2 separate regions of the Homo sapiens genome follow, and region 2 is linked to region 1. A link is a contact called in ENCODE Hi-C or POLR2A ChIA-PET data. All regions are on one chromosome and are shown on one strand. Each heading gives the region's core, a stretch centred on a gene start or an enhancer-like site at or near the end of the contact. The rest is flanking DNA. Distances are from core to core; before and after follow the strand shown. Region 1 overlaps TRIP13 (thyroid hormone receptor interactor 13). Region 2 has its middle 38 kb from the start of LINC02982.

Evidence for each region. Hi-C counts contacts between places; a loop is a spot of excess contacts on that map. ChIA-PET counts read pairs that join two places held with the same protein, here RNA polymerase II (POLR2A). Pooled maps may share reads with other maps.
Region 2: a pooled map shows a loop between it and region 1 (14-fold over the local background). The contact joins two enhancer-like sites. A Hi-C loop is called at or near these places in 2 of 168 maps with a recorded cell type or tissue (HepG2 and breast epithelium), 4 of 37 single-sample maps with no recorded cell type and 11 of 50 pooled maps. POLR2A ChIA-PET finds 5 or more read pairs at or near these places in 2 of 52 experiments (H1 and Panc1).

The regions. Positions count from the first base shown.
Region 1 is chr5:911,084-915,412 of GRCh38, reverse strand. It overlaps TRIP13 (thyroid hormone receptor interactor 13), which reads right to left. Exons shown (of 13, transcript NM_004237.4): 10 at 3,417-3,570; 11 at 836-948. Among named protein-coding and RNA genes, the nearest start is that of TRIP13, 20 kb to the right of the region's middle. Within about 2 kb of position 3,017, at least 5 of the 41 ENCODE cell types and tissues checked have a DNase peak (open chromatin) inside an H3K27ac peak, as active enhancers do; they include Panc1, where a contact is called at or near this core.
Region 2 is chr5:957,289-961,818 of GRCh38, reverse strand. No RefSeq gene overlaps it. Among named protein-coding and RNA genes, the nearest start is that of LINC02982, 38 kb to the left of the region's middle. RefSeq lists an enhancer at 904-1,143. Within about 2 kb of position 2,963, at least 10 of the 41 ENCODE cell types and tissues checked have a DNase peak (open chromatin) inside an H3K27ac peak, as active enhancers do; they include Panc1, where a contact is called at or near this core.

The DNA.
Region 1 (4,329 bases), core at 1,768-4,267:
AAGGCATCACCTGCCCGGGAGCCTCTGCCCCAGGGCCAGCATCCTTGCGCTCAGGGAAGGCATCACCTGCCTGGGAGCACCAGGCGTAAGGCACGATGCAGCGGGCACATGGTCAGTAGGCACAGAGTCCCCAAATAATGGGTGGGTTCACATCTTCAATTTTTGTAGAAGTCTCTGAACTGTTCTTCGTTCCCATCTTAACTGATTTAAATCTCTTCAACAGATAATCCAAATCCTTAAAAAATACTACATTCTTCATGTTATCCCTTGTTTAAAGCCTTCCACATTCTTGCCAACTTCAAAATAAAATTCAAACTCTGGCCAGAAACCCGAGGCTCTGTCCATTCCACCCCCCGCCTCTCCGGCACCTCCCCAGCCTCCACACTGCAACCCACTAGACGGTCACCTGAACACACTGCTCCAGCAGCCTTCCTGATTTCTCTCCAGCTGGAACCAAATTCTATCCTTCAAGGCACCGTTTGATTTTCCTACCTTCCCTTCCACCCTCCCTGGACCCCCAAAGCCATTTCCTTTCTGTGGACTCTGCGAATCCTTGTAAGTGTCGTCAGCCGTAGGGTTGCAGGCTTCCAGTGTGAGCCAGCGCCCTCCCTGAGCAAGGGTTACATCTCCTTTGGAAGGAGGTGGCTGTGCTGCGTGTTTCTACTCACATGCACACACACACACACACACACGTGTGTACATGCATGTTCATACCTATACTGTGTTGAGAGTTCACACCCAGGGCCCTCCCTGGTCTCCTCAAAGGAAACAATGACTCCCTAGTTAATATCACAAATGGATTCTTCTTGATTACAAAAATGAGGTCAATTTGCACCTTGAAATGTCATTCAAAAGAAGGCTCAATTTTGACACGTTGTTTTCAATGAAGCCAATCATCTCTAGCTCTCGGAGGGTCAGCAGCTGCTGGCGAGGGTATATGATCTGACACTGGGGAGACAGAAGTACAGGCGGTTAGCTGAGTCCACAGAGGCCTGAGCGTAGGCACCGTCAGCAAGAGGGACAGCACCTGCAGGTCAAATGTCAACCACGCCACGTCTCACAGAAATCCAGACGGTGACGACTCAAGATGCACAGCTGCACTAGGGAACAAGCTCGCTCTCTCATGCCTCTCAGCGTACACATTCTGCTTTTTCAAACAAATACAAATAACGGAACATGCCTCAGAAACCAGTAGCAACATAGCCTCTTCTGTGTTTCGAGCCAAAACTTTTCCTCCCTGTGTGTCAGGAAGGGAAGGGACCTGGAGGCACCCAGTCCAGTCTGTTATGCCACCTTCGGAGACGTCAAAACCCACAGTGGGCAGAGCTGGGACTTAGAGCCAGGACTTCCACTGACTTCCAAAGCAGGATCCTAGTTTGTCTGTTTTAAAGGTGAGGCTTGTTTGGCAGCATGACAGTGTCTGACTGACCGAGGAGCTGAGCACCAGAAGTTCCCCTCAGAGATCATTTGTCTGGAAGTCATGCTTTTCCAAGCAGCCTTGCCAACAGTCAGGTGCGCACACTGACTTACTATGACTGAATTCTAATACGAACCGTTCTGACTCAGGAACAAGGAGAAGGAAGAAAATAGCATTGTCTGAACATTTTGGAGGTTTGTTGAGGGGTGTGAGCAAAATTAAGACAGTTTGTGCTTGTGCTTTGGGGGATATTGAGCTTTCGAGACCAGTTCAATATCCACTGTGACATCTGCATGTCTTAATTTCATATAAACTGCCTAAAATAAGAAACTACCCCTATCACTGGGCACGGTGGCTCACGCCTGTAACCTCAGCACTTTGGAAGGCTGAGGTGGGCGGATCACTTGAGGTCAGGAGTTTGAGACCAGCCAGGCCAACATGATGAAACCCTTTCTCTACTGAAAATACAAAAATTAGCCAGGTGTGGTGGCATGCACCTGTAATCCCAGCTACTCACGAAGCTGAGGCACGAGAATCGCTTGAACCCAGGAGGCGGAGGTTGCAGTGAGCTGCGATGGCACCACTGTACTCCAGCTCTAGGTAAGAGTGAGACTGTGTCTCAAAATAAACAAACAAACAAAAAACTACCCCTGTCCTACACTGTCCCAGAAAAAGTCCATCCCTCTTAGCTAACACTTTAAACAGCCCCTGGATTCACAGCACGAGTGTACAAGTGTATAAACGTCACACTGCGAGGGCTGGAACCCACACTGAAGGTGCGTGAGGACCTCCAACACACACGACTTCCTCGCAGGATCTGCTATCACGTGGGGCTCCTTGGCAGCAAAACTGCTGTAGAATCAGTCTTCAGATCACTGGCATTCTCCAGGCAAAGCTCCACAGAGCTCCGTCTCCTTTCCCCAACCCCCAAGAAAACCATGCCTGGACAGTGCTGACCCGGGCAGGCCCAGTGGGTCCATGGCTGAGACCAGTTCTCCCGTCCCCAACCACAGCAGGGTGTGCCATCCTTGTTAACACCCCTACTCTGTGGTACCAGCAGGTGGCAACAACTGCATTAAACTCATCACTGTTTAAATCCCCATTCACTGGTTTGCTTGGTTACCGCCCAACTACCCTAAACAAAGGCCCCTGCAGGATGATTTGTCTGGGACAGGTCTGTTCCCACAGGGGCTAGAGCAGCAGAAACACAAGCATGGGGCAGGTCCCTGCTAGCCTGACTCACACACACCGCAGCGTCACTGCCCATGGCGACGGCGTTCCAGACTCACGCACACTCACCACACGCGTCACTGTGCCCATGGCGACGGCCTTACTGACTCACACTCACCGCACATGTCATTGTGCCCGTGGCGACGGCCCTCCTGACTCACACTCACCGCACGTCACTGTGCCCGTGGCGACGGCCCTCCTGACTCACACACGCTCCCCGCACGCGTCGCTCTGCCCGTGGCGACGGCCTTCCTGACTCACACACACAACCCGCACGCGTCGCTCTGCCCACGGCAACAGTGTTCCTGCCTATCATCACAACAGGCGACTCAAGAACGTGACGTCATGTGGACCCCGTGACCAAAACCAGGCCCATACTACGCCCGTGATGTTTCCTCTTTCAGGTAAGGATACAGGCCCCCGAGAGGCAGGGCATTGGAAAAGCCCGGGGTAAGCTGAGAACTAAGGTTTGTGCAGCCAGCCAGGTAAACACAGCCGGTCACTGACGTCCCCTACACTGACTGGTACCTCAAATAATGAACAATGATGACTGTATTGTGCCAAAAGAACAAAAATATTGAGTCAGTGGCCCTAGTTTCAACTATCAGCTCAACCTGTCACATACAAAACTAGTTTTCAATTTAAGAAGGGAGTTAATGCATATGTTGAAATCCTCCGTACTGGAACGAGCTTATTTTAAGCTATCTTAATTAATTAAGAACATATAAGAAATCCATTTGTATCAAGAGGAAAAAAAAAATAAAGGTACCTTCATCAGTTCTTCCAAACAAGAGAGGTAGATTTTGAAGATGGCTGCTGCAGAGGGTGGCCCAATGTACTGCTTGATGTCAGCCCTGTCCACGAAGGCCACGTCGATCTTCTCGGTGATGTTAGAAGTGGTCAGAATCACAACATTGGAATGCCTGTTGTGGCCGAGAAGCAAGCACCACAGTCATCACGGCTGTCGGTGACCCAATTCTATCCTGCCCTATCTGGCAAGGAGGTTGGCAGGACGATGGCCAGCAGGCTGCCAACAGGAAGGAAAGTGGCCTTGTGCCAACACAGGCCACGCAGACCCCCCAGCCTTTGCTCTCGCTGCTCCTTGGCCTTCTGGGAATTCTACAGCCCCACTTCGCTCATTCCCTCACTGCCTTCAACCTTGGCAAGGATCTCACTTTCCTTTTTTTTTTTTTTTGAGACAGAGTCTCGCTCTTTCGCCCAGGCTGGAGTGCAGTGGTGCTATCTCGGCTCACTGCAAGCTCCGCCTCGCCGGTTCACACCATTCTCCTGCCTCAGCCTCCCAAGTAGCCGGGACTACAGGCGCCCGCCACCGTGCCCGGCTAATTTTTTGTATTTTTAGTGGAGACGGGGTTTCACCGTGTTAGCCAGGATGGTCTCGATCTCCTGACCTCGTGATCCGCCTGCCTCGGCCTCCCAAAGTGCTGGGATTACAGGCGTAAGCCACCGCGCCCGGCCTAGCAAGGATCTCACTTTCGCATGGCGTTCCTGATTGTGCCACCTACCGTGGGCTCTGGTGCCCACCACCACCTGGGCATGGCCACTCATCATCCCTAGACATACTCTAGAGCTGGGTTACTTCCCATGTTCATGATCTGCTCTCCCCTCTAGCGTCTAAACTCCATAGAGAGAGCCCCTGTTGTCTGGTCTGTTGACCAATGTCC
Region 2 (4,530 bases), core at 1,714-4,213, 46 kb before region 1:
GAATCACAGAATCTCTGGGGCCTGAGGGCCCGGGACGGCCCAGAGACAAGGAGGTACTCAAAGCTGTGTGTCGTCCTCCCATGCCGGGCCAGGTGTGTCCATGTGACCAGAGCACAAGTGGATGCCACTCCTGAGTCCAGGGCCTGAAGGACCCTGTGGCTTCCCTCTGGGTCACTCTGTCTGCCTTGGGTCACTCGTCCTGAAGGAAGCCAGCCACTGCGTGCGGGGCCCTGCGTGGAGAGGCCCTCATGGTGAGGAGACGTCCGGCCCACAGCCACGAGGAGCCGCGACCTGCCAGCACTGGGGGTGAGCTTGGACCTGCCCCTCCAGCCCTGTGGAGGCTTCAGAGCCATGGCCTGGGACAGCTGCTCAGCTGAGCCAGACCCACCCAGCCAAGCCCTTCAGAACCCCGTTGAGTTTGGGGGTCATTTTTCTGCGGCAGTGTGGACCACCAGGAAGGACATCCTTCACGCAGACCCGCCGTGGCAGAGGCTTCACGGTCTCTGGGGCTGTTGTCTCCCCACCAGCTGGCCCACAGGTCCCAGAGGGACACGCAGGAAGACTCTTTCGCCCGTCGGGAGTGGCTCACCTCCCGTCCCCTGGATTCTCTGGAAGGACAGTGGCCTCATGGCCACGCCCGTGTGTGAAGGCTGCTGAGGAGAGCAGCCTGGCTGGGTTCCAGAGGACGAAGCAGGTCAGGAAAGAGACGGAGAAGGGGGAGCAGCTTGGCAAGTGGTCCCACGGTGGGCCCCCAGGGATCTCCCTGGAAGCTGTGGCAGCTGTGCTGCCGTGGAGGGCGCCTTGTCCTCACCAGATCCTGTGGCCTCCCTGGAGGGTGGAGTGTGTGCTGGCACCAAGGTGACGGAAAGGCCCCCCTCCATTACAGCATTGCACACATTTTTAATAGGAAGATACAAAGTGGTGTCAAAGGCCCACTGAGAAGACAGCTGAAGCTTGGCCACCCCACCTCCCACGCAGAGCCAGGCACTAGGGCAGAGGCTCCGGCTCTGAGTCCTGGCACCCCTGGGCCCTCCGTCATCATCACATGGGTGACATGGGAGGAGGTGGCCGAGGTGAGAAGCCCAGCCCATGTGGCCACTGTGAGTTGTGGGTGGGGAGGAGGCCTCTGCAGGAGTGGCAGGGCAAGGGCAGGCAGCAGCAGAGTCGCAGCCCAGGGCTGGCGTGAAGCAAAGCAGGAAAATCACATTATTCAGTTGCTTTAAAAATAACAGCATTTACAGGGCAAAACGGGGTGGCCCAGGTTTAAAAGAAACCACCTGTCTGTTCTGACGGTCAAAGCGTGAGGGAAGCCAGTGGTCCAAGCAGATGGAGGCGTCCGGGTCTGGGCAGGAACGTGTCTGCCACGTGCGGTCTGGGTTCAGGTGAATCAGGGAAGAGGAACCCCAGGGGCAGGAAGTGCTGGGGACGCCCCTGTGAGGCTCTGGGTCCAGCCTGCTGAGAAGGGGTTGCCAGGGGCTGGGGCGGCTGCCTGGACTCCCTGAGAATCCTGCAGCCCGGCTGACCTGGGCGCTCATACCAGGTGGGGTGGGGTGGGGAGGGCACACCAGGCGGGCACACACCCAGTGGGAGGGCACACCGGGAGGGCAGGCACACCGGGCAGGGCAGGCACACCGGGCGGGGGACACTCACTGGGAGGGGGGCCCTCACCACGCAGGGCAGGCACACGGGGGGGACACTCACTGGGCAGGATGGGCACACTGGGTGGGGCGGGCACACCAGGCCGGGTGTGCATGAGACAGCAGCCGCTCTGGAGAAGCGCAAAGCCTTTAGGATCTTAGTGTGATCTCACGTGTGGGTTCACGAGTCCTGTCCCATCCTGGTCATGGTGTCCAGAAAAACAGGACGGCGCATAAGTGGCCCTGCTGCTTTTGTGAGGACGAGGGAGCTTCAGGGGGTGAGAAGGGAATGGTGGGTGTGGCGCAGGAGATGGGCCAGCAGAGGGACGTCCGACCTGGGCAGCAAGCAGGAGAGCCCCAGAGGTCACCTCCATCGGAGACGCAGGCACGCCCTTCCCCACCTGCAGCCCTGGGCTCTCTCCGCGGCATCGGAGTGTGAGGGGAAGAGCTGCCTCTGAAACCCCCCACCGGCCCCACCATCTTATGGCGGCCCCGCTGACTGCCCCGCTGACCCCCCGCTGACCCCCCGCTGACCACTGGGGCCGTGGTGCCTCAAGCCTCGGCCGTCGCCTTGAATTTGGGCCCGGCTGGCAGTGCCCTGACTTGGCAACGAGACGCTGCCCAAGTCTCAGATATTCGATGCCTCACATTGCCAATATGGAGTCATTTCCCACATGGGGAAACTGAGGCACAGGGGGCACCCGGGCATTGCGGCACCTTGTGACCCAAGTCCCCATAGCGGCTTGAGGTCTACGGTCATCTCTGTCCCAGCCCCATGGTGGGGGAGTGGCCACTTGGGCTTTGGAAAGGGTACTCGTTTGGAAGGAGGCTTGCCTGTTGCGTGAGTGTGAGCTCAGATGGACTTGGGGGCCGATGGGGCCTTGTCACGTGGGGGGCAGGGCTGGGGGTGGGGAGCCGAGCTCGGCCCTTGGCAAAATGCCCAGAGATTTGTCAAGCGCAAGCACTGGCGTTCTCTGTCCCTTATGCTTACATTATTTGAATAGAAGAAGGCCAATCACATCGCTTCCCCAGGTGTGAATCACTGCCTACTTGGCAGGGACCGCAACCTTGGTTTGGCCTTTGGACACCGCACGCACATGTCATGACCCTCCTGGCTTTGGGAACGTGGTGTCCGGCTTACGGCTTGGGGTCCCCGTGCCAGGGAGCACTGAACGCAGCCGCCCACGTGTGGACTCATCGGACAGAGTGCGGCTGCTCCGTTTCCCATCCGCGCTGTTTTTTGTGCCCCTGGCCAGCAACGCCTTGGCGGGAACACCCAGTCCCTCCAGAACCGCCGAAGCTCCCCCGGCGCCTGCTCCCGGCCTGCGGGCTCCCAGCGCCACATCCTCCCCCAGGCACGGCTGTTGCCAGGCATCTGCACGGCCCTAGTCCTGAACCAAACCGCAACGGCAGAGCTGAGCACGTACCTGCGTCTGTTTGGTTTGTTTCCCAGGAGTCCGGCTCCAGATTAAAGAACCGTGTGAGGCCGCACTTTGCTTTTCGGGTACACGCCTCTGCACACTGTGTGTCTGGTGGAGGGCAGGGTCCTGTGGTTTCCAGCAAAGCCGACCTCCATGGAAACGCAAGTGGAAAATGCTTTCTTGAGAAAGTTCCAGTCAATGACAAAATGGCCCTTCCCCAAATGCCGTAGTCTCTCGCTGAGACCCTGTGCCAGCGTGGGGAGGTGCCCTTCCCTGAGTGCCGCAGTGTCCCCTGTGCTGAGACCCTGTGCCAGCGTGGGGAGGTGCCCTTCCCTGAGTGCCGCAGTGTCCCCTGTGCTGAGACCCTGTGCCAGCGTGGGGAGGTGCCCTTCCCTGACTGCCGCAGTGTCCCCTGTGCCAGTGTGGGTGTCCTCAGGGCTGAGCAGGGGCCCCGTGGCTGGAACTTTGTCACCTTTTGAGCCAGACAGCCTGCGAGGGAGACTCCCGGTGGTCACCACCACAGCAGGTGGCAGCCATGCGCCAGTTCTCAGCCCCGTCCACGCCTCATAGTGTTACGCACGAACCCTTCATCCTGCTCCAAACAGAATGAGAATGTCATGTCGCAGCCTTGTCTAGAAAGCTCACCAGAGAAGGGGGGTAAAAGCAAGTCCCTGAAAAGTCACAAGAAGACGACCCTGTGTGAGCAGTCCCTGACCCACTGATTTGACGTCCAAAATGGCTTCCACACTGGATTTCCTGCTTCCCCACACCCTCAGCTTTGGCTTAGGGCCAAAGCCATTCTAGCCAGAGCCGTGGGTCCTTCCCATCAGCAGGCCTTGCTTCCTGCTTCCCGCACTTCAGAGATGGGCGCCGACCACACAGGGCAAGGGACACGCTGGGTGCCCTCAAGAGGAGTGGGTGGAATGGCCCAGAAATACCCCAAATAAATAAGGCTGGGCATCGGTGGCAAGGATGGCAGAGGGGCCAGTGAGCCACTGCTGAGCGCAACCTGGGCTGGGCTGGACAGACGCTTGAGGAGGCCAGGTGGGCAGGGACAGGGGACACAGAGAAGGCTGCGGTGCTCAGGGAATGAAGCCAGCATGACCGGACGTCACCCCTTGGCCAGGCTGCACCAGGCCCTGAGCCACATCCCCTGCGAGGTCAGACCACAACCCAAACAGTTGTTTGATCTTAAAACTAAGCCTGTGTTTGTAACAGGAAACCAGCCCCAGCATGGCTGGGGTGAGTCGCATTAAACTGTGGTGCGTGCCACAGAAAACCTCAAAGGAACGAGGGCACGGTCCAGGGATGCTCCCTGCTTGGAACAGGAGCTCCGGGCCGGGCGCGCAGGCAATCCCAGGGGCGTCCAGAGGAGGCGCCACACCTAAACCGACCCTGGCGGGGTGACCTCAGCCTTTGAGGGTTCTCTTGGCCCCGAGGTCAGTCCCAGGGCACAGATCCATGGGGCTGCC